Regions from separate parts of the Homo sapiens genome. Here region 2 is linked to region 1. A link is a loop called in an ENCODE intact Hi-C map of the cell type or tissue named here. Cell type or tissue: chondrocyte. All regions are shown on one strand. Links, peaks and the distances in the headings refer to the core of each region. The heading gives the core; the rest is flanking DNA. Region 1 overlaps DOCK10 (dedicator of cytokinesis 10). Region 2 overlaps MRPL44 (mitochondrial ribosomal protein L44).

Region 1 (8,000 bases), core at 1-8,000:
ACGCTTGTCACAGTTTAGACATCAGTGCTACTGATAGGCTGTAGCCTATTCCAGGATGGCCCAGCTCTCAAAGCGGGTTACTGATCATTTCCTCCAGAATGCCCTTGCTCACCTCCCCTGCAGCCAGCCTTAGGAGCCCCCACTGGGTGCTCTTGTTTCATTTCTCCTGCTCCGCTCATCTGAAATTCTTGCCTTACTTGGCTCTTTCTCCTACCAGACTGTGAGCACCTTGAGGGCAAGAATCATGTTTCATTTGCATTACCAGTACCCAGAACAGTGCCCAGCCCCTAGCAGGGCCTCACTAAAAGTGTGTTGAGGAAATGAAAGGATGACTAGCTCACAGCATAGATCTAGAGAGCACATCGAGGGATATTGGAGACCGACATCTGCATTCGTTTTACAGATGAAGAATATGAATCCCAGAGTGGTTTAGAATCTTTCCCCAAAGCACACGATAAGAGCTGTTAACCCTGAAACAATTGAAGGTAGACTCAGAGAGGAAAGTTCAGAGTGCCTTGTGCCTTTCCCAAGGCACTGACCCCATCACCCTTCACACTTACAACCTTAAGGGAATAGGTATGCAAAGCAACTCTTTTGACAATTTCTCCTCTGGTTGACTTCTGTTAATGGAGAATAAAGAGATGGAAATCTCTTCTTGGCAAACATTTCCCAGTTAGCACATGTTGGGTACTTCTCTGCAGGACTGAAATAACTCTTGATTCCTACTGATCCAGCCCTATAAAGGGGCCTGTGCTGGAACAGGTGCCACATGTGTGGCCCGGCTACCTGCACCTACTTGTCAGGATCGTCCGCCGCTTGCACTGCTCCGCCACCCCACCGTGCTTCTTGCCCGACAGCGTGAAGGGTGTCTCGAAGACAAAGCGGTTGATGTTGTGGTGCATTTCGAAATCTGTCTTCCGGTCTTCGATTTCCTTTTCCTCAAAGAACGGCGTCACATAGGTCACCTGGATGTAGGCATATTTGGGGTCCAAATCCTTGGGGTTTACCTGTGTTAACAGATTATGGGCAAAGTGAGTGGTGTGCCCTGGAGCGCTCTGAAAGCGGGAAGCTCCCATTCCCTCAGCTTGCATCCAGAGGAGGCTGTGCCTCTCCCCTTGGAGAAAAATGGGCAGTCACATCATTTCAGAGCTGGGCAGGATCACAGAGAGAGTAAAGGCTGGACTGCAGCTGAGCAGCCAGGTCTGTAGGGGTGGAATTAGAGCCAGCATACCAAGTAGGTGAGGCTCTTCCAGATGTGCCTGGCTGTGGCATGTTATTTAGTCTTTTATTTTCTCTCTTCTCTGTAATGAATGTTCAATCGCCTTTGTCTGGAATGCAAACTTCTTTTATTTTTCATTTTATTTATATTATTATTATTATTTTTTGAGACAGGGTCTTGCTCTGTCTCCTAGGCTGGAGTGCAGTGGCACGATCTCGGCTCACTGCAACCTCCCCCTCCTGGGTTCAAGTGATTTTCCTGCCTCAGCTTCTCTAGTAGCTGAGATTACAGGCATGTGCCACCACACCTAGCTAATTTTTGTAGTTTTAGTAGAGAGAGGGTTATGCTCTGTTGGCCAGGCTGGTCTCAAACTCCTGGCCTCAAGAGATCTGTCCTCTTGGCCTCCCAAAGTGCTGGGATTAGAGCCAAGGGCCACTGCACCCAGCCCTAGAATGCAAGCTTCTTGAGAGTAATTCAAATGAAAACTTTTAAAAAATATCTTTTGGTCCCTCTATGATTTTACCCATGTATCTAGACTGAGGCCACTGGCTTTGGGCTTGTGCCGAGGAGGGAGATTCCTTGTTTAATTTAGCAGATTAGCTGATAAGCCTATTACATGATTGCAAAATTTTATAGTTTTAAGGTCAGGTTCCTTCTCTTATCTGTAACAAGTCATCCCATGCATTTTTTTTTTTTTTTAAACAAACTGCTTTGGTGAGTGAGTTTGACAAATAGCAAGGAAGACAGGCTGGGGGTACTAAGAAAATCCAGGAAATTGCACTTGCTCTCCCTTGGAGTTGGAAGAGCTGGAGTTCTCAGCTTTTCTAATGAAACCTCAAAGAATTTTAAAACTTCTTCCAATTTTCTCCATCTGTCTACCCATCCACTGCCTATCCAGTCCCAGAGATTTGAGGGACCTCCTGAATTTATTTTGTAATGCTACTACTAATTACACTGTAAGGCGGGTATAATTGTAACCATTTTACATCAAAAATAGAGGTTTCGAGTGACCAGCTAATTTCTCTAAGATCATCAGCTGATAAGTGGTGGGATGGTGGAATGAATTCTTAAGTTGTTCTGATACCAAATTTGGCATTTTCTCATCCCCCCACGCTGCCCCAGGAACTCTGTGTATACTTTCTACCTAGGAGAGCCACTAATAAAGTAGTTCCAGCTGCCTGCCTTCCTGGGGAAGGTGACTATAGCTAAGAAGGAGAATGATGAACACATTCACAGAAATTTCTGCCCAGACTCAAGGATTTCATGCCCAGATGCCTCCAAACTTGAGCTTGTAAAAGAGGACAGAAAAAAAAAAAAAGAACTCTTCTGTAGCCCAATAGAACTGTATGCCATTGGGCACAAACCACCTTTTCCAGCTGCATCTTCTGCCACACTCTTCTATCCAAACTGTGTTTCAAAGACCTGCCATTCTCTAAACATATCTCCCTCTTTCATTCCTCCCCATCATTGCATGTGCTGGGCTTCTCAGCATGCCCTTTGCTTCCAGAAAACTAACTCAAACATCATCCCTTCTATGTAATGCTGCCCAACTAAGAATGAGCTGTTAAGGAAGGTCCCTGCCCTGAGCTTTCCTTGTACAACTTGGACTTTGACTCTCTGGTGACACTTTATTGTAATCTATTTAATTGGCTGTTTGCACAGGTCCTTCTCTTCTTAGCCCCATGTGAACTGTGAGCTCCAGAAGGAAAAGACCCTGTGCGCCTCATCTCTCAGTTCTGGGCTTGGCATTCAGCAGGCATTTGATAGAGGTTGGCTAACTGAACGACAGTGTGTAAGAAGATGCTGAGTAATCTAAAAGAAGAGGTAAGTATTTGCTTTCTGGAGCCAAGAGGAAGGTAACTGAATGTTCAAAGGTTAATGTAATGTAATGTAATGTAAAGTATGGCGTAGTGTGATGGTTAATATTAAATGTCAACCTGATTGGATTGAAGGATGCAAAGTATTGTTCCTGGGTGTGTCCGTGAGGGTGTCGCTAAAGGAGATTAACATTTGAGTCAGTGAACTGGGAGAGGCAGACCTGCCCTCAATCTGGGTTGGCACCATCAAATCAGCTGCCAGTACAGCTAGGATAAAAGTAGGCAGAGGAATGTGGAAGGATTAGACTGGCTAAGACCCTGGCCTCCATCTTTCTCCTGTGCTGGATGCCTCCTGCCTTCTAACATCAGACTCCAAGTTCTTCAGCTTTTGGACTCTTGGACTTACACGAGTGATCTGCCAGGGGCTCTTGGGCCTTCAGTCACAGATTGAAGGCTGCACTGTCAACTTCCCTACTTTTGATGTTTTGGGACACAAAACTGGTTTCCTTGCTCCTCAGCTTGCAGACAGCCTATTGTGGGACTCCACCCTGTGATCGTGTGAGTCAATACTCCTTAATAAACTCCCTTTCATATATACATCTATTCTGTTAGTCCTGTTCCTCTAGAGAACCCTGACTAATACGCCTGGGAAGACTTCCTTAACTGAATAAATATTTTCAACTTGCTGTTTTCTCCAATTCCACCACTGAGCCCAATTACTTTCAGGCTTTGATTGCTATTCAAATGCAAATAACCAATGGAGACGTAGAGAATTTACTAAGCTCTTTTTAAAAGTTACCCAAATAAACACATATAATGTTTTTGACCCTCCTCCCCTCAAATTACCAACCAACAGGCAAACAAGCAAAACATCTAAAATCGTTTTTGTAGTTTACTTTGCATCGTCAGGCAGAAAATGAAAACTTAATGTAGTTAAAGAATAAAAAACTCAGTCAATTCTTAGCACTTGCATGAATACTGATTTTCCTCTACCTTGTTGGAATCCTGGATTATCTTCACATTGTCTGCTCCAAATTTATCTGCATAGAGCTTGAGTAATCTTTGGGAAATCTCGGACAGACCTGTCAGCTTAGGCTCTTTATAAATATACTCTTTACCTTCTTCTTCTTCAAAAAAGCCCTATGGAACATAATGAACCACCAATTTTATTAGACAATGCTAATCATAAATCAAAAGCAAAACAAAAAGCCATTTACTTAAAAAACATATACAGTTTTTGGTTGTCATCTAATCCATTGGTTAACACCCTATAAAATTCAAAATCGGAGAAGAAAACACAGTGAGAAAATAAAGTATCATCTTATAATCAGACATTAATGTAAATATTTCCTAGCCAGGCCAAAGAAACTCATGAAATATCTTACAAATATTATTTTCTCTATTTGTAGAACTCAATGGTACTACCTACTTGCATATATTTTGGGGGAAGAATGCCCTCTTGTGGCAGCTTGGGGTAGAACACGAAATATGGAGCAATTTTTGGCAGCATTCAAAGAGCAGTCAGTATCATTTTTAATAAGATCTCCTGTAAGTCTTTGAAACTAACATAAGAAATGGTGTATGGCATGTAAAGCTATTTAAATGGGCTGACGTGCATCCCACATAATCTTAGATGAAAAACCACAACACTTTATGTAGTTGTCGTAACAGAAATTACATGTGTTATGCTCCCAAGTACTGCTATTTAAAAAATAACTTTACATCAACATGACTTCAGGGACCTCCTGAAACTTACCTATATGTAACTTAATCATGCAATTCACCTTACTAAGAGATCTTTTACATTCTTGAAAAGGAAGACATTATAGGATTAAAAATAGCAATCATATCATCATTTTTATTCCACAAGAGCAAGTAGGTTTTAGCCTCTATTAATTTATTTGTCTGGTTTGAAGCAGGGGGAAGGGAAGATTCTATTAGCTGCAGATAACTAAGTGAAGCAATCTTTATAATTCCTTCTCTTTGAAGAGACACAGAAGCATATTTCCTGTGGAATACATGTGGCCTCAGAATACTAGATTAAGTTCGGAGTTAAGAACCCAAGGATATCTGGTTTCTTTTTTTTTTTTTGGCAGAGTCTTGCTCTGTTGCCCAGGCTGGAGTGCAGAGGTGTGACCTTGGCTCACTGCAACCTCTGCCTCCTGGGTTCAAGCGATTCTCCTACTTTGGCCTCCCAAGTAGCTGGGACTGCAGATGTGTACCACCACGCCCGGCTAATTTTTGTGTTTTTAATTAAGGTGGAGTTTCGCCATGTTGGCCAGGCTGGTCTCAAACTCTTGACCTCAGATGATCCACCCACCTCGGCCTCCTAAAGTGCTGGGATTACAGGCTATATCTGGTTTCTTCTAATTGTAGAGTTGACCCATAAGGAAATGCCTTTTGAGGTCTGGGTGAAGACACTGGATGTCAAAAGGAAACTTACCCATATTAAAAAATCAGTTTTGACTATTTAAAAATATTAATTGTTAAAAAAAGCATAGGCAAAGTGTTCCAGTGCTATTATTTTTTCATGGTGAGACAATATAAGAATATTGATTAAACTCACATCTGTATGATGCTTTATACTTCAAAAGCACTTTCATACATGTAAATAGGATCATCTTTAACAGGGTAATTTTTATTCTAAGTGGGCTGTGGCTGTACCTTTGCAGAAGCCAATGAACAAGGTCTACTCCATAGCAGAATTCTTGGCAATCAGGTAATCACCTGCTTCCTTGCACATCTCCCTAATTGACTTTGGGCTTTCTAAAGGTGGGAAATGTGTCTTCAACATTGCATGCCCAGTGTTTAGCACAATGCCTGGTCTTTAGGAGGAGGTCACTCTATTTGTTGAACAAGCAGATGAATGAAAGAGTTCTTAAAGGGCACACATCTTAAAAAGGCGTATGTGTACCAGGCATAACTGGAAAATAGTCCACGGCTTTAAATAAAGATGTTTTTATTGAACAATTTCTTCGAGAAATGTTCAAGACAAAATGCAAGTAATTATAAATGCCTTGACCCCAAACTGCTACAAAGTGTCATATGATGTTGAAAGCATGTAAAGCAGCTCCTGTCATTCCTGTAGACTTTGTAGGGGTAGTGAGGTCTGACTCCACTCCCACATGACTTCCAGCCTGCTATGTTTTTTTTCTGTTGCTGTCTTTGTGGAGTTTTGTCTGATTCAAGGTCAGGAGTTAGTGGCTACAATTGACAGACTGACACATCAGAGAAATAAGGCTTCTGAAGCTTTCAGGCGAATCCTCATGGGGCTAAAGCTGAAGCAACATTTGCAACTTCAATTTCAAGTAGAAAAATGTCTCTAAGGTTCAGGAAAAGATTTTTTCTTTTTCACCATAGTGTGAAAACTAGTACAAAGACACATTTTCACTGTAAAATTTTTCCCCTGACAAATTTCCGAATCTAGAGTGAGCAGAAAATGAGTGGTGGGAGGCAGGTAAAAATTGTCATCATCGGCTGGGTGCGGTGGTTCACGCCTGCAATCCCAGCACTTTGGGAGTCCGAGGTGGGCGGATCACAAAGTACAAGAGATCGAGACCATCCTGGCCAACACAGTGAAACCCCGTCTCTCTAAAAATACAAAAATTAGCTGGGCATGGTGACACACGCCTGTAGTCCCAGCTACTCAGGAGGCTGAGGCAGGAGAATCGCTTGAATCCAGGAGGCGGAGGTTGCAGTGAGCCAAGTTCGAGCCACTGCACTCCAGCCTGGGTGACACAGTGAGACTCTGTCTAAAAAAAAAAAAAATGTATTGCGGCCTTGCTCATAACCTGTGACTTTCTTTCATCCCTCCTCCTTGGGCTGTGGGATGGGAAAATTCAGACTCAGCAACCTACTTACTGGGAGGCTGTAAGGACCGCGCTTGGTAAACAGATGGCCTTTGGTGAGTGCTAGCTATGTTGAGGATGGTAATGATCATGACGCTGGTGGTGATGACAACAATGATGAAAAATCTCTGTATCTATAAAGCAATTTGAGTTCTGGCTTTTATGCAGCTTAACTCAGTTTTCAGTGCTCGAAAATACATACTTTCAGCTTCTCTTGCCTGGGCAACTGAGTTTTTCTTATTATAAAAGGTCTGTTGAAGCTCATTACAATATTTTGGCAAGTGATCAATTGGTGATTGGAACCTTTTTCTAAAGAGCTTGGAAATGTAAACCTGTTTTGTAAAATGAATAAGAAGGAGATGGAGGAGCAGAATAAACCATTTACTCTGCTGTCCACTGGGGTTTCTGTAAAGAGTTTTGAAGCCAGACAAATGGCAGCTCTGAAAATGTTTGGAATGCATGCTTACCTTATACCCAGGGAAACTATCAAAGCAAAGCCCACTGAGCTACAGACACTATCTGAAGGAAGGCTTCAATTTCAGCTCTGTCTATGATATAAATGATTTACAAACAGGGACACAGAGTTATGAAAACCAGGGTCAGTTTCTCTTTTGCTTTAGCCCCAAGGTTATAAGCTGACTGCATTTCAAGGCAATGGGAAATGTGATCTCTGCACTTCCCTTGCTAGTTTGATTTTTAAAATGTCATTTTGCAATGCAGTAAACACCTTCTTCTGCTCTGGTCAAGAAAGAACACACACTAGTTAAACAAGGACTGCATGGATTATGAAACTTTAAGGCAATACATTATGGTAAAAATGTACTTCAATAAACTGACAACTAAAAGCATTGACTCCTCCTCAGATGCTTTTGCAGGTACTTCAGAATCTTGCAATGTCCCTGGATCATCACTGTGTTGTCAAATATTAGGGCCCCTGGTATTTTATTAGACTCATTCAAAGTTCACAAAGAGAAGAATGTATTTGAGGAGGAATCTAGTATACAAAAGACAGGCCAGAAAATGTCAATACTAGGCTAAATGCTAAGAGAAGAGAAGCTACATGAATGAATTTCTCTGCATTCATGTAGCTTCTCTTAGCATATAAATCTGAACTCA
Region 2 (15,884 bases), core at 3,554-11,553, 810 kb before region 1:
TATGGTGTTCAAGCTGGTCTTGAACTCCTGATTTCAAGTGATCCTCCCACCTCAGCCTCCCAAAGTGCTGGGATTATAGGTATCAGCCACCACGCCTGGCCTAATATTTTTTATTAATGAAGCTGAAAGTGTTCTGGTGCTTGGAGGAGTGTTGTAATGAATTGACTTCATTTCATGAACTAAGTGATCTTTTTAAATTTCTTCCCTCTGCCTCCATCCATCCATCCATCCATCCATCCATCCTGTTATCATATTACTAATGTTTGTTAATACAAGTTAATTGGAATATGTAAATTGCTGTGGAAATTAATGTTTGCTTCCATAGTTTCTATACAACATAATACTTTTTACTGGCAAAATCAATTCTGCTTTGAATGTTCATAATTTCTCAGTTATCTTCGTCATATAAATAATTACTAGTATGCTACAGTTTTAAAAGTTTATGTGAAATTATTAAAAGATTTTTTTAAATTATTTTTTATTATTTTTTGAGACAGAGTCTTGCCGTGTTGCCCAGGCTGGAGTGTAGTGGTAGCATGATCTTGGCTCACTGCAACCTCCACCTCCCAGGTTCAAGCAATTCTTGTGCCTTAGTCTCCCTTGTAGCTGGGTTTACAGGCGTGCAGCATCACGCCTGGCTAATTTTTGTATTTTTAGTAGTGACAGGGTTTCACCATGTTGGCCAGGCTACTCTCGAACTCCTGGCCTCAAGTGATCTGCCTGCCTTGGCCTCCCAAAGTGCCGGGATTACAGGTGTGAGCCACCTCACCTGGCAGAGTTTTTAAAAACATTATTAATGGAGGAAGTATTGTTATTTAGAGGCCCTGAGTGCCATTTTACATGAGTTTCTATGAGAAGTTACTACTTTTTATTCGTTAATTCTTTAAATAATTTTTTTCTTACTAGTAGGAATATAATTCTAAATTATAAGATAGGGCAGGGTACGGTGACTAATGCCTGTAATTCCAATACTTTGAGAAGCCAAGGCAGGAGGATCCTTTGAGGCCAGGAGTCGAGACTAGGCTGGGCAACTTATGGAGACCTCATCTCTATAAAAAATTTAAAAGCTAGCCGAGTATGGTGGTGTGCACCTGTAGTCTCAGCTGCTGAAGAGGCTGAGCTAGGAGGATTGCTTGAGCCCAGGAGGTCGAGGTTTCAGTCTACTTGTGATCACGCCTCTGCACCTCTAGCCTAGGCAATAGAGTGAAGCCCTGTCTCAAAAAAGAAAAAAAAAATTATAGGATTCTACCTTCTGTGGAATTTTGGTAGATCATACTGCTTGAAATAGGTTTCTCGGGCTTGCAAATTTTTTTAATCCAACTATGATTTTTGCAATAAAATTAGTGTAAAAACTGTGGGAATGAAAAAGAATAGTACATTTTTGTCTTTCGTTTCCCATTAAGTTTTAAATTTCTGTTAAAAATGTACTCTGTGGCTTCTCTAATTTAAAAAGTGTAAAAAATGTATTTTGAATTGTCCTAATGTTCTTTCTACTAATTAAAATGTATAAATTATATTTTTATATGCAGGACTTCTTAATTACTCAAATGACTGGAAAAGAGCTCTTTGAGATGTGGAAGATAATAAATCCCATGGGGCTATTGGTAGAAGAACTGAAGAAAAGGAATGTTTCAGCTCCTGAATCAAGACTTACTAGGCAGTCTGGTGGCACCACAGCTTTGCCTTTGTATTTTGTTGGCTTATACTGGTTAGTGAAATTTTAATCTTAACTTTATAACTTTGAGGAAATCCTAAAAACAGACTCCTCACAAAGCCTTAAAAACACTCTTCACATTCCATAAGGAATGTTAACATAACCTCTTCAGATTCCTTAACGTAACTTCTAATTGCATGAAAAGATTTTTTAAAAATCTCTTCCCCATGGTTATTATTTACTACTTCCCTTCCCGCTAGTTATGCTTAGGAAGAATCTGAGTTTTGCTAATAGCTTTTGTCAGCCAACTATTTGCTATAGACTTTCAGTGTGTTATCTTAAATTTTTCTGTGTAGAAGTACAAATGTTGACTTGTTCGTGTTAGAGATTCAACCTTAATCCATTCTTGTCAGTAGCTTCAACTGAGCCTAGAACTGGAAAAGGAAGGGCCTTAGTTATCCATCAAAATGTGTAAATCAACCCATGTTGAGAGCTTTTTAGTTTTGTTAGTAAAAAGTTGACTTGCCCCAAATTAATCTCAGATGTTAAGATTAAAGTGTTAAATGTAAATATTGAATATTTAAGATAGCTAGATTAAAATTTAGGTAAATATTTTTCTAATCCTTGTATCACGAAAGACTTTATAAGTATAAAAGAAATAGAAGTTACCACATGGGGAAAATGGATAGTGTTGTATAAAGTTTTATCTATTGAAATGCAAAAACAGTGAGATACTCTTTGTTACTTACCTGATTGGCAAACCTTTTAAACATATCTTTTATCATCAGTTTATATACTGCTGGTAGGAAAAAAATGTACCATATTTCTGTGAATAATTTTGACAAAATGCCAAGCATCTTAAAATTTTTTATGTTCTTTGATTTTGGTATTTCAACTTTGGGTTGTTTGCCTTAGATTTACAGGCAAATTTTGTGAACAAAGACGTTTGTTGTTTACCTCTTTATGCTCCATACTTTGAACAGTTGCTGGGACATGGTGGTCAGTAAATAGTTGTTGAACTAAAAAACAATTAGAAATAAATTTGATATTCCACAAGAGGGAAATGATACGTATACATGATGGAATATAGTACAGCTATTACAGGCGACATTTTAAAAGAATTTTTAATGAGATTGGGACATTTTGGAGAATGATCTTTTATCTAAAAAAAAAAATGTAAGAAGTAATTTGCCATATCACTACAGTGATTACTATTGGATAGTAGTGTTTTTGTAGATTTTACATAATGACTTTTTAAAACGTGATCAGTGATAAAACCAGCAACATTAGACTAAAAACAAAATTCTGTGCTTGTTATTCACTTCAAGATGACTTTTTCTGATTCTCAAACTTTGTGCAAATTTGTATGTGTTTATTATTATAAAGTTTAACTTAATAGAACCTTTGTTTCATTTCCAATTATTGTCATAACAGATGTTTTTTAGCAAATTTATTTCATATTGTTGTTGTTTTATTTGTGTAGCTTCACTAGTTTTTCTTTAATTTGGTTTCGGTCTTCACTTTCAAATCAGCTTATATTGAATCTGACTTAGTAAATGCAGTTGCCGATTGAATCTGATTTAGTAAATGCAGTTGCTATGCATTAAACTTTCAGGAGATGCTTCTTTGAATTGCACAGATGAAATTTTAGGTCAGAAAATTTCCAGGAAGTAGTTAAATATATTTCAGAAGTAGCAAAACAAATAGGATTATAGTTATTTGATGTGCACATTCTACATTCTTTGCTCCCTTGAAGGAACATTTTACATTTTTAAAGAAGATAAATGGTTATGATATAGAAATACCAGTAAAGCAGAGGAATACCTACATTAGATTTATCGATAGAATACTCATAGCCAACATTGAGTGTTACCTCACTTGGGAATAAATTAGAGTGGATTAGAAATATATAAAATGATTTAAAAATCTGAGCCTGTTTTGAAGCTCTTTTTTTTTCCTTTTTATTTAATTACTATTTATCTTCTTTCTTTTTTCTTTTTTTTTCAGAGGTCTCACTATGTTGCCTAGTCTGATCCCTAACTCCTGGGCTCAAGCAGTCCTCCTGCTTTGGTCTCCCAAAGTGTTGGTGTTAAAGCTGTGAGCCACTGGGAGGCCAAGGCGGGCGGATCTTGAGGTCAGATCGAGACCATCCTGGCTACGGTGAAACCCCCGTCTCTACTAAAAATACAAAAAACTAGCTGGGCGTGTTGGCGGGTGCGTTGGCGGGCACCTGTAGTCCCAGCTACTCAGGAGGCTGAGGCAGGAGAATGGCGCGAACCCAGGAGGCGGAGCCTGCAGTGAGCCAAGATCGTGCCACTGCACTACAGCCTGGGCGACAGAGTGAGACTCAGTCTCAAAAAAAAAAAAAAAAAGTGTGAGCCATCATGCCCAGCCTAAAGTTCTTAATTTGAAATATAGAGCTGGTTTCTGGTTTCTTATTTGTGTTAAAGTTTAAATGACAGACTCAAAAGGCATAATTTTTTCAACAGAATCTTTTCCCAAGTTATATCACACATTAAAAATAAAAATAGTCATAATTCCTGATAATATTTTTACTAGTTTCAGGTTTTTGTAAGGAGATATTTATTTTTCCCAAGTTATATCACACATTAAAAATAAAAATAGTCATAATTCCTGATAATATTTTTACTAGTTTCAGGTTTTTGTAGGGAGATATTTATTTACATATTCTTCCAATTCTCTCATCAACAATTGAAAACCTAGATACGACTTGCTTTTTTGACTTGACAGAGTTGTATATATTTCTAAGGAAACGTAAGTGTATCTTTGTCTAATTACCATATGTAATGAACTTGCAACAAATCTAGTTAAAATCCAAAAGATGATCTATCAGAGCTATTGTGTTACTTCTAATGGGTATTATTGAAATAGATGTAGAAGGCATAATTGCTTTATAACTGCTTTGTGTACTGTCTTACAATATTCCATGTAATTTAAGACTACTGTTTGTTCTCTTTCTAGTGATAAAAAGTTGATTGCAGAAGGACCTGGGGAAACAGTATTGGTTGCAGAAGAAGAGGCTGCTCGAGTGGCCCTTAGAAAACTTTATGGATTCACAGAAAATAGACGGCCGTGGAACTATTCCAAGCCCAAAGAAACCTTGAGAGCAGAAAAGAGCATCACTGCCAGCTAGCCGCCATGGATGCAGCAGCCTGAAACTTGAGAGCGAAAGTGAGATAAATGTCAAAGGTGTTTCAAGCCAGACATTTTCACAATTGTGAAGAAATAGATGTTTTGTTTCTGTTTTTTACTGTGTTCCCAAAATTAAATAAGTGTTAACCAAGTCACAGTGTTTTTGGTTTTGTTTTTCTGAAATCTTGGTTTGATCAAATCTTTTTTTTTTTCTCTTGAGATGGAGTCTTACTCTGTCGCCCAGGCTGGACTGCAGTGGTGCGATCTCGGCTCACTGCAACCTCCACCTCACAGGTTCAAGCGATTCTCGTGGCTCAGCCTCCCTAGTAGCTGGGATTACAGGCACACACCACCATACCTGGCTAATTTTTGTATTTTTGGTAGACATGGGGTTTCACCAAGTTGGCTAGGCTAGTCTTGAACTCCTGACCTCAGGTGATCCACCCGCCTTGGCCTCCCAAAGTGCTGGGATTACAGGTGTGAGCCACTATACCCGACCAGATCAAATCTTTTTTTGACATTTTTGCAAAAAAATTTTCCTAATGTTCTTGATTTAATTGTATAGAATTTGTATAATTAGGTGTATTTTATTTGCGTCTAGCTTTGAGGTATCATAATTTATGTATCTTATGTGAATTTTTTGCTGTAATACCAATAAAGTTTTTTTTCTCCACATGTTAACATTGCATTTTAATTTGATATACCCAGTAATGGCAGGAGGTTGATGAACTTCGCTTCTGTAATACAATTTTAACTAAAATAGTAATGTTAAAACTCTTTGGGAAATGCATAGTACAGATTATAAGTAGGCAGCTATTTACATGATCCCTAAATTCTAAGTTTAAAATTATGTATACTTCTAGTATGTTTCTTATTCAATTTCTATTATAAATAGCAGGAAAAGGCAAATTTATGCTTTTCAGAAATTGCCTTTTCTAAGAAGTTGAAACTCAAAAACAGCTTAAAATGTTAATGGTGAAGGGAAAATAAAGCCAGTATTAGTTCAATTTAGTATTCTAGTCATAATAATAGTATGTACCAAGCAGTGTTGTAAGTATTGGAACACATTTAATTCAGTAGAGAGGTTTTGGTTTTCTAATCCTTTGTGGTCAGTTCAATAATCCCCTAACTGCAAATTCCTTTTGATTTATCATTTGTTAAAAACTTTGGCAACAGTAATTTTTAGTTTGAGTCTTCCATTAGTCACTCCCAGGGGTTAACAAGAATAGCAGGACCTACGAGTTGAGAATAGAAAAGAGGTAAAATGTTAAAACCAACAGTACATTTGCCATGAATTTATTTATTTATTAGACAGAGTCTCGCTCTGTTGCCCAAGCTGGAGTGCAGTGGCGCGATCTCAGCTCACTGCAACTTTCGCCTCCTGAGTTCAAGCGATTCTCCTGCCTCAGCCTTCCGAGTAGCTGGGACTATAGGTGCGTGCTACCACACCCAGCTAATTTTTTTTGTATTTTAGTAGAGACGGGGTTTCACCATGTTGGCCAGGGCGGTCTCAATCTCCTGACCTCGTGATCCATCCACCTCGGCCTCCCAAAGTGCTGGGATTACAGGCGTGAGCCACTGTGCCCGGCCTGACATTTTTTTATAAAGAAAGATGAAGGAACTTTGAAATGCCTTTCCTGAGCCTGGCTAGGAAAGTGGAACTTGAGTTATCTTACAGGGTTTATAGCTCCCAAAGGTAAAGCAGAGACTTTTTGGAGGGGAAAATTTGAAAAATTAACTAGTTGACTGAATTGGCAGGTTAAAAGTGAGTTAAAGTTGACCCTCGAACAACGTGGGTTCGAATTGTGCAGATCAGTATATATATGCAGATTTTCTTCTGCTTCTGCCAACGTGAGACAGCAAGACCATCCCCCTTTTCCTCCTCCTCTTTAGCCTACTCAGCGTGAAGACAAGGATGAAGACCTTTTTGATCATCCGTGTCCACTTAATGAATAGTAAATATATTTTCTTTGATTTCTTTAATATTTTTAGCTTTGTTGTAAGAATAAGGTTTATAATCTATATAATAAAATATGTGTTAATTGATTATTTATTAATATATCATCAGTAAGGCTTCCAGTCAGCCATAGGTTATTAGGAGTTAAGTTTTTGGGAAGTTTAAAGTTAATATACAGATTTACTGCTACATGAGGGGTCAACATCCCTAATCCCTGCATTGTTCAAGGGTCAACTATATTTTACCTTTTTTTCAGAGTTAACTTCAACTCCTAGTAATGGAACACAAGGATAGAGGACCAAAACCAGTGGTAAAATGCCATTTATATGTGTTACTCACAAGTAAACATGATTTGATAAGCATCTCATTGGCACTGTAGGAGAAAAGAGATTATATGACAAACTTTTCTGGAAAGCAAAAGACATGTCTTCTGACCACTTATCCAGCATCTGTGAGATGGCAGAATCTAGCTGTGGTATGATTCTAATTTTTTTTAAGGTAAACATTAAGAAAGTCTAGGGAATTCATTTGCAAACCCAGTAATCCTTTTCTTCCCCCTCCCCGCCCCCCCCCCCCCCCCGCTAAATAGTGCTGATTGTGCGTTCCCAAATTTCTCCTGCTCAGGGGAGTTTGCAGGACCTTACCCTGCAAGCTTAGAGGGGAACTATCCTTTTAGGTTTTCAAACTTTTAAACTTTGAATGCTTCCAAATTTACATGTGGGACAAGTCTGGCTCTAGTTCATAAAACTACTTTGCAAGTAGAGATCCATATGCCTTATGTAGAATGTAATTTCAACATATTTCTAAGTAAAGCCTTCTTTGAACTTAAATTGTTGTACTTTTTAAAAGCACCCTCTAAAATAGGGTAGAAATGTAGAAAATTTAGAAAAATTGACATACATTTTCAATTGCATATCAAATATAGCTTGAAATTTGGAACCAGTCTCTGAGTAGCTATTTGTCCTATGAGCCTAACTGCATAAGTATGATATGTGGGTAGAAGGAACATGTGGGTACAAGAATGTCATCAAATGGTGCATGTGACCAAGAGCATTCAGTGACCATGTGAAGGACTAGCTCTTTGACTAATGCCTCGTCCATGTTGAGAAGACAGTCATAAGACTGGAAGCACTGACATTTGAATTTAGGTTCACACCAGAGGAAGACATTAGTCATTTACTTTGAAATTCTGACTTTTTCCACCTTTTCCCACTCTCCAGTTCCCTGTGCCCAAAGTATAATTGTACCAAAAAAATCCTCTAGCCAAAAATGTAACATTAATGTCTACAGACTTAATTACATAACCCCTATTCTTTTAAATTCATACTCTTTATTATATGCATATGTATAATGAGGAATATTTTTCTCAAAGTGTTGTATGTGGTCACAAGAAAGTAAACTGGAAACTAACACTAAACTCCAAGTAAGAATGGAACAAATTGGAGCTTTTTGTGTTCAGAGCTGTACTGATTTTGGCCACAAGATGGTGCTGTAATCCTATTGCACAATTTAGTATGTGAATTGGCCATTATGGGGAACCTATTTTCTACCGATACAGGAAAGATTATGTCTATATGGCACAGGATTACCATGAAATATGACTTTTCAAGGCCCCTTTCGGCTCTAATATTCCATGAATACTTCTTCAGGAGCCAGCTCACCTTGTTCTTCCCTCGCCTTTGGATGTTACAAGAATTTGATGTATGAACAATTCACCTGAGATGTGAAGGTATGGATTTTTGAGCTCTTTTCTATTCACCGGAAAGAAGGAAGAGTGCAGGGCTGCCATAGATAAAACTTTTAGAAGACCTTTTTGCAGGCCTCTTCTTGGTGTTTCTTTCTTCCTACTTCCTTTTGTTGATAGGAGAAGATGCACTGCGGAGGCAAGGGAATCCTGTGTCCATCGGGACAGTTCCTGAAGCCAGACGTAGACAGTCTTCCCATCAGGGTGGCCAGCTCACAGCAGCCCTCAGCAGAGGGGTATGCACTGAGGATGCTCAGCTGCCAGCATGCTGCCCACGTTCTTCATCCTAAGCCCACTTTGTTTTTCTTCCCCTCAGTTCATCCCTGTTCCATTTCCCCCAGCCTTAGTTTGCAAAGTCCCTCAACTATTGTCCTCTGGGACCTAGAGTCTCTTAACTTTGGTTGAGTATCAGAGCACTTACTTGAAAGCCATGGTTCTCTCTGTATAATACCAAGAATGATTGCTAGATCTAATCCCATCATGCAAACTAATAACAATTTTTCCTGGAACTTATACAATCAAAAATCACAATCACACATGCTCCTGAAAAAAGAAAGCTGTTTTGGCATTGGTGGTCTTTGTGCTTTCCATGACTATTTGTTGTTCATTTATCTGCCTGCCTATTAGTGTTTACTAATACAGAAGACTAATGGTTTAAGAAAACTTTCTGGGAGAAAAACAATTGGGAAAGTTGAAAACATTAACTTATTCCTTCTTCAATTGAGGAAGAACGACATTATTTGATTATTCAGAGGAGTTCAAGGAGTATCTTTTCACCTGAGCTGTTGTGTATTAAAATTGCAAATGAAGGCCTGGCATGGAGACTTATGCTTGTAATCTCAGCACTTTGGGAGGCCAAGGTAAGAGGATTGCTTGAGCTCAGGAGTGAGACCAGCTGTGATGCATAGCAAGACCCTGTCCCTATTTTATTTTTCAAATTTCAAATGAACTCAGTTTGTTCTATTCTGATCCTCTTTTTTGCAGAAGACATGAGTAAAGAGGTCATTGACAGAGAAGGATATTTCCGAGAGGGGAAGAGTTTGACTTTCTGACAATGTTTCCTGTACATAAACTATTGATGTCAGCATCTTCACATGAAGACATATCAGTAAGGGCCAGGAGACGTTTAGCAATAGACTTACACAGTTAATAAGACAAATCTAGTAAAAAAAAAAAAAAAAAATCAGCTGAGCGTCATCAGATGAACTGACTTGACAGTGATGTTCATGAGGCTCCTGGCAGTCCGCCACCAGGACTCAATTCTTGGTCCTGGGATTTTTTTATTGTTTTTTGTCTAGGAAGGATAGGCATGGAGGCCCGCCATTCTTCACTTTACCTTTGGCAAGAGATTATAAACTTCAGATGAAGGGGGTATAGCACTAAGAAATTTAAAATTTCATTTTCATTTTGCCACCTAATAATTTTTTTTTTTTTTTAAGAGATAGGGTCTCAGTAGGTTGCCCAGGCTGGTCTCAAACCCTTGGGCCTCCCAAAGTATTGGGATTATAGGAGTGAGCCACTGCACCAGGCCCCTAATAATAATGTTATCTGCAAACATTAACAATGTACTTGGTGTGAAGAACGGTGATTTCTTATCTTGCAAATTTCTCATTTAAATCACACCATCTCTATTTTTATCTTCAAGATTCAAGAGAGGGTCAAGGTGGGATCATAAACTTAGATGAAGGAGGTATGGCACCAAGAAATCAAAAATTTCACTTCCATTTTGCTACCTAATAATAATTTTATCTGAAAACACTAACAATGCATTTGGTGTGATGAAGAACAGCTATTTCTCATTTTGCAAATTTCTCATTTAAATCACATCTCTCTTTTTCTTCAAGATTTAAGAGATGGTCGAAGGCACAGTTTGGGAATCCCCAGAGAAATGGAGCTTTAAAGCCAGTAGTGTCTTCCACTCTTGGGCCTCCCAAAGCCGACTCTCAGTAGGCAAATGACACAGTGTCTTTCAACATTCACAGGAGGTCAAGGACATAGAAGTCACTTCCCAGCTTACCGAGCTCTCACCTCTCTCCCAGCTGTCACCACTGATCACTCTTAGGAAGTGGGCAATTGCTACTCTGCTGGCCCAGGGGAAACGCCTGCATCCCTGCTCTTTCGTACCCGCCCTGCATGTGAATCTCATGTATTATTCAGTTTTTCATTTTCAGAAAACAGCACTCCCGGTACAAAGGCCACTCCCTTGGGCCTCTTTGTAAACTTCTGTTGTGATTGGGATTTTCTTTTGCTTCAAAATTTCCTGTCACCTCTCCTTTTTAGGACAGAGTGAAAGGCCAGCTAAGTCAGAGCTTTCAGTGTATTTGGGTCGGTACCTACTCTCTTCCTCCACAGTGACCAAGGCAGAATCGGAAGTACCCATCTCATGACCTGTCAAAAGAGTGACTACACTGATGGTTTGTCTCAGTTTTAACAAACGTCTATCATTTTGTTACTTTAGGAAAACTGCAGCCTCTCTCTTGTTCAAACTCAGTGTGACATCTAATCTATAAGATACATTATTTGCTCAAACATGTCCATATACTGGGGCTGGAGGACTGCCTGAGGCCAGGAATTTGAGAGTAGCCTGGGTAACACAGCAAAGACCCCCATCTCTACAAAAAAATTTTTTAAAAAAAATTAGCCAGGTGTGGTGGTACGTGCCTATAAGTCCTAGCTATTCGGGAGGCTGAGGCAGAAGGGCTGCTTGAGCCCAGGAGTTCAAGGCTGCAGTGAGCCATGATCATACCACTGCATTACAGCCTGGGCAACTGAGAGACCTTGGAGTGATGGTATGACTTAAATGAGAAATTTGCAAAATGAGAAATCACCATTCTGCATCACACCAAATACATTGTTAATGTTTGCAGATAACATTATGATTAGAGGCCTGGTGCAGTGGCTCACTCCTATAATCCCTATATTTTGGGAGGTCCAAGGGTTTGAGACCAGCCTGGGCAACCTAGGCAACATACTGAGACCCTATCTCTAAAAAAAAAAAAAAAAAATTATTAGGTGTCAAAATGGAAATGGAATTTTAAATTTCTCAAAAAAAGTTTTAGGAAAAAAAAAACATGTCTACACAGCAAAAATGATCTATCACAGGCCTGTAATTTTTGTGGCAGTCTCTAAGTCTAAATTTATTTCAATTTCCCTCAGGGAAAGGAGGTTCCATAAATTTGATCATTTTGAAGTAAGACAAGGCCTACAGATCATTGACTTAAAGATATCAAAATGTAGTCCGGGCGCGGTAGCTCAAGCCTGTCATCCCAGCACTTTGGGAGGCCGAGGCAGGGGGATCACCTGAGGTCAGGAGTTCGAGACCAATCTGGCCAACATGGTGAAACCCTGTCTCTATTAAAAATACAAAAATTAGCCAGGCGCAGTGGTGCGTGCCTGTACTCCCAGCTACTGGGGAGGCTGAGGCAGAAGAATTGCTTGAACCCAGGAAGCAGAGGTTGCAGTGAGTCGAGATCACGCCACTGCACTCCAGCCTGGGTGACAGAGCAAGACTCTGTCTCAAAAAAGAAAAAAAAAAAAAGTACACATACATAGTTGGGAACAGCAAGGCTCAGCCCACTTGACAAATAATAATTCCAAATGGCAAACTGATGGAGTGCCGAATGTGAGGTTTTAATGTATAGTTTAAGGCAAGTAGAACTCAAGGGCTAAAAATAAAAAAATGTTTTTAAGTTTTGATAAATGTTTTAAACTTAAATTCTGATTTAGCTTAGACTGCATAAATCTTTAAGAAATTAGTTTTTTAAAAAGCAGGCAAATGGTAAAATCAGAATTATGATATTTGTAAGCTGAATGCCAGTGGCTCATGCCTGTAATCCCAGCACTTTGTGGGGCTGAGGCAGGTGGATCACTTGAGGTCAGGAGTTCAAGACTAGCCTAGGCAAGATGGCGAGGCATGTCTCTGTAAAAAGAAAAAGGAAAAAAAGAATTATGATGTTTGAGTTCAACTTGGAAAGTTACCTTGAAAAAAACAAAAAAAAAACAAAAAACAAACAAAAAAACCCTGTCATTTCAAAAACACTCCTGCCTATCATCACCAAAAACGAAACAGTTCCTGTTCCCCCAGGAGTTCCAAAATACATGGTACCCAGCAACTTCATTCGGCACTTGCTACAAAATCCGTTTCTTTGCTGAGAATTCTTAGCCATTGCTGGAGTGAATGTAGCTAAGAGTAGAACTAGGATTACTGTAATAGTTACTCTGTTGAAGTGATCTAGAAAATGAGATGTGTTGAAGCGGGGAAGTGTTTGATTGTCAGGTCTAGAGGAAAAGAATAGGAAAAGTCTCCGAGCTTTGAATTTCCTGATGTTTACATAGTACAAAGGTTTATTAGAAGAGGCTGACGAATGTCTAAAAGGCTCAGTTTCTTCTATTGTATTTTCAAATAGCAGAGAAATAGCTTTATTTTTACTACTCATAACAGTTTATTTTTACTTTGTACAAAATACAAAAATGCAAATCCAAGGAGTACAGACCAGTAGTGACAGGCACACTGCACAACAGCAACCTTGTCTAGCAAGACAGGAGTTTTTTAAATTTTATTTTAGTGAATACATGCATTATATAAAACAACAACAACAACAACAACAAAAACACAAAGAGGCTAGAGATTTCACCGTTTCTACCACCAAAATAACGCTTGCTATCAAGACTTTGGAGGGGGATGGGGGAAAAGAATTTAAAAGGCAAATAATTTTTTTTTCATAAAAAGTAAAAGCTACCATAAAACATTTTTTTTTCTGTCACACTGATTAAATTTCTTCTGAAAAGCCGCACATATAGACAAAACAAAACAAAAATTCCTGAACTGGACAAACAGCAAATACTCAACAGGGTTGTTAACCTAGGTAACAGTTCAGTAGTTTAAAGAATCTTTTAGACATCTGGAAGCCTTTCTATTCATTCCTCAGTACAGTGTTCCAGCCATCCTGCTTGTTTTTTCCCTCCAATACCTCCCAGAACAGAAACACTTGCATCGAGTCTGTTCCTAAGAACTAGTTTTGAAAAAGAAGCGATGTACAAAAATATTTAACAGAACTATGAAAGATGCAGGAAAGGAGTCTTTCTTCGTAGCAAAGTAGTCGTTGCTTTGCATGGTTTCTTTTGTATACTCTTCAGGGTTTGTTTATCTGCCCCATGAATAACACAGCACCTACAGAATTAAAAGAAAACAATGCATGACTCTGTAAATTAATAATCCTTAAAATAAGATGGAAGGTATTCTATTTAAGGGAAGGGAAACAATCATGTTTGACCTCTTGCTCAGTAGTGTCCAGTATAACTTTCTGCAGTGGTAGAGATGGTCTATATCTTTGTTGTCTAGCATGGTAGCCACTAGTCACATGTGGCCAGAGAGTGCTTAAAATGTGGCTAGTGTGACTTAGAAGTTGAATTTTAATTTTATTTTTTATTTCTTGAGACAGAGTCTTGCACTGTCACCCAGGCTGGAGTACAATGGCGCCATCTCGGCTCACTGCAATTTCCGCCTCCTGGGTTCAAGCAATTCTCCTGCCTCAGCCTCCCAAGTAGCTGGGATTACAGGCACCCACCACCACTGCCAGCCAATTTTTTGTATTTCTAACAGAGATGGGGTTTTGCCATGTTGGCCAGGCTGGTCTCGAACTCCTGACCTCAGGTGATCCACCCGCCTTGGCCTCCCAAAGTGCTGGGATTACAGGCATAAGCCACCGCACCCAACCAGAAATTGAATTTTTAAAGTTAATGTTAAATAGCCACATGTGGCCAGAAGCTCCTCATTGGCTGGCTCAGTTCTGGGGCATGCCAATTAGAACATCACAGATGCAATGAGATAAGAGAATAAGGAACTATCTCATATTACTGATTAAATAAAATAGTAAAAGCTAAAATATATTAGTGCCTACTCTTGTACCAACAAGAAGCCAACCTCTCTACAAAGATGAACTTATACTTCATAATTGTAATAAGCAGTCAGCACTACTGTTGTCCTCATTTTAAAGATGAGGCTTAAGGCCAGAGCCAAGTTTGAACCATGACTCACAGAGCAAAAATCTACTGTATTAACAATTCCCAAGGTATAACAATAGAGTGGGCTTACAAAGTGGTATGGTTTGGCTCTGTGTCTCCACTCAAATCTTGCCTCGAATTGTTAATAATCCCCATATATCAAGGGCAGGACCAGGTGGAGAAAACTGAATCATAGGAGCAGTTTCCCCCATACTGTTCTTGTGATAGTGAGTGAGTTCTCATGAGATCTGATGGTTTTATAAGGGGTTTCCCACTTCACTCGGCTCTCATTCTCTCCCCTGCTGCCCTGTGAAGTGATGCCTTCCACCGTAATTGTGAGGTTCCTGAGGCTTCCCTAGCCATGTGAAACTGTGAGTCAATTAAACCTCTTTTTCCTTGTAAATTACCCACTCTAGGGTATTTCTTCATAGCAGGGTGAGAACAGACTAATACACAAAAGTTGAAGTTATATAGCTTCTAGCAAAATTGAACCACCACATTTATATAAATATGGAAAAGTCAATAGATGTCAAAAGTGTTCCAAAGGGATGCTGAGCCTCTCTGTTAAAAACAACAATCCGCAAAACCTAAAATCCTGTCAGTGTGTAAAAGATTCCATCACATCTGTAAACACAGCCTTTATTTTCCTATCTCTTTAACATGGGTGGTTATATTATTCAAAGTGTCTGCAACTATTGACATTAGGGAAATGGACTATGGGCACCACTGTTGGATATAATGAAGAGTGCAATATACCTTTTGAAATTCTAACAGAGAGGGCATGATGGAAGAGGAGAGTCACTTACCTGTAGGATTATGTCGGATGAAAAACAGAAAAGGTCTGTCTACTATAAACCAGGGAGGCGATGATCTTGCAATGAGAATTGCAGCTACGGGAAGAAAAGGAAAATGTGTTGTGCACATTACATGAGACCATGTAAGCATAAGGCCAGCAAGTTAGCTAGCTTCATGGACCCTCAGAGGCTGGTGTCTGAAGACACACTTCATGCTTGTTCCATAGGCTGGCCATGTTACAACAGGCTCAATGGTCACCATTTACTAAGCCTACCTTGGGCCAGGCCCTTTACATTACTCTCTCATGTCTTCTACACAAGCACCATCTCTGATAAACATACTTACTCCTCATAGAGTTTTGATGAGAATTAAATGACATAATTAAATGACATAAGATATATTATAGCTCTTAGAACAGTGTTTGCCACTAAACACATCTAATGCATATTTATTGTTATTAGCTATTTTTTATTCACACCATCTGCTTTGCTGATAAAGCCCCCAGTCCTTTTTTTTGGGGATGGAGTCTCACTCTGTCACCCAGGCTGGAGTGCAGTGGCGCGATCTTGGCTCACTGC

What was found. Hi-C counts contacts between places; a loop is a spot of excess contacts. Peaks named below come from ENCODE experiments on the same cell type or tissue, not always from the same donor. Only the 100,000 strongest peaks of a DNase experiment are listed, where the experiment ranks them.
Region 2: a loop joins it to region 1, with 4 times the contacts of the local background. A loop is called at or near these places in 15 of 110 quality-filtered maps.

What each region holds. Positions count from the first base shown.
Region 1 is chr2:224,774,109-224,782,108 of GRCh38, forward strand. DOCK10 (dedicator of cytokinesis 10) reads right to left here. Exons shown (of 56, transcript NM_014689.3): 51 at 4,030-4,176; 52 at 797-1,007. Among named protein-coding and RNA genes, the nearest start is that of CCDC195, 62 kb to the left of the region's middle. RefSeq lists an enhancer at 4,505-4,604. In chondrocyte, for the core only: a CTCF peak has its summit at 4,490 (motif pointing left); a DNase peak (open chromatin) is centred at 828.
Region 2 is chr2:223,962,227-223,978,110 of GRCh38, forward strand. MRPL44 (mitochondrial ribosomal protein L44) reads left to right here. Exons shown (of 4, transcript NM_022915.5): 3 at 1,530-1,708; 4 at 4,637-5,488. The coding sequence ends at 4,808. It overlaps SERPINE2 (serpin family E member 2), which reads right to left. Exons shown (of 9, transcript NM_001136528.2): 8 at 15,318-15,401; 9 at 12,819-13,678. The coding sequence ends at 13,641. Among named protein-coding and RNA genes, the nearest start is that of MRPL44, 13 kb to the left of the region's middle. In chondrocyte, for the core only: a CTCF peak has its summit at 8,245 (motif pointing right); no DNase peak of the experiment used is centred there.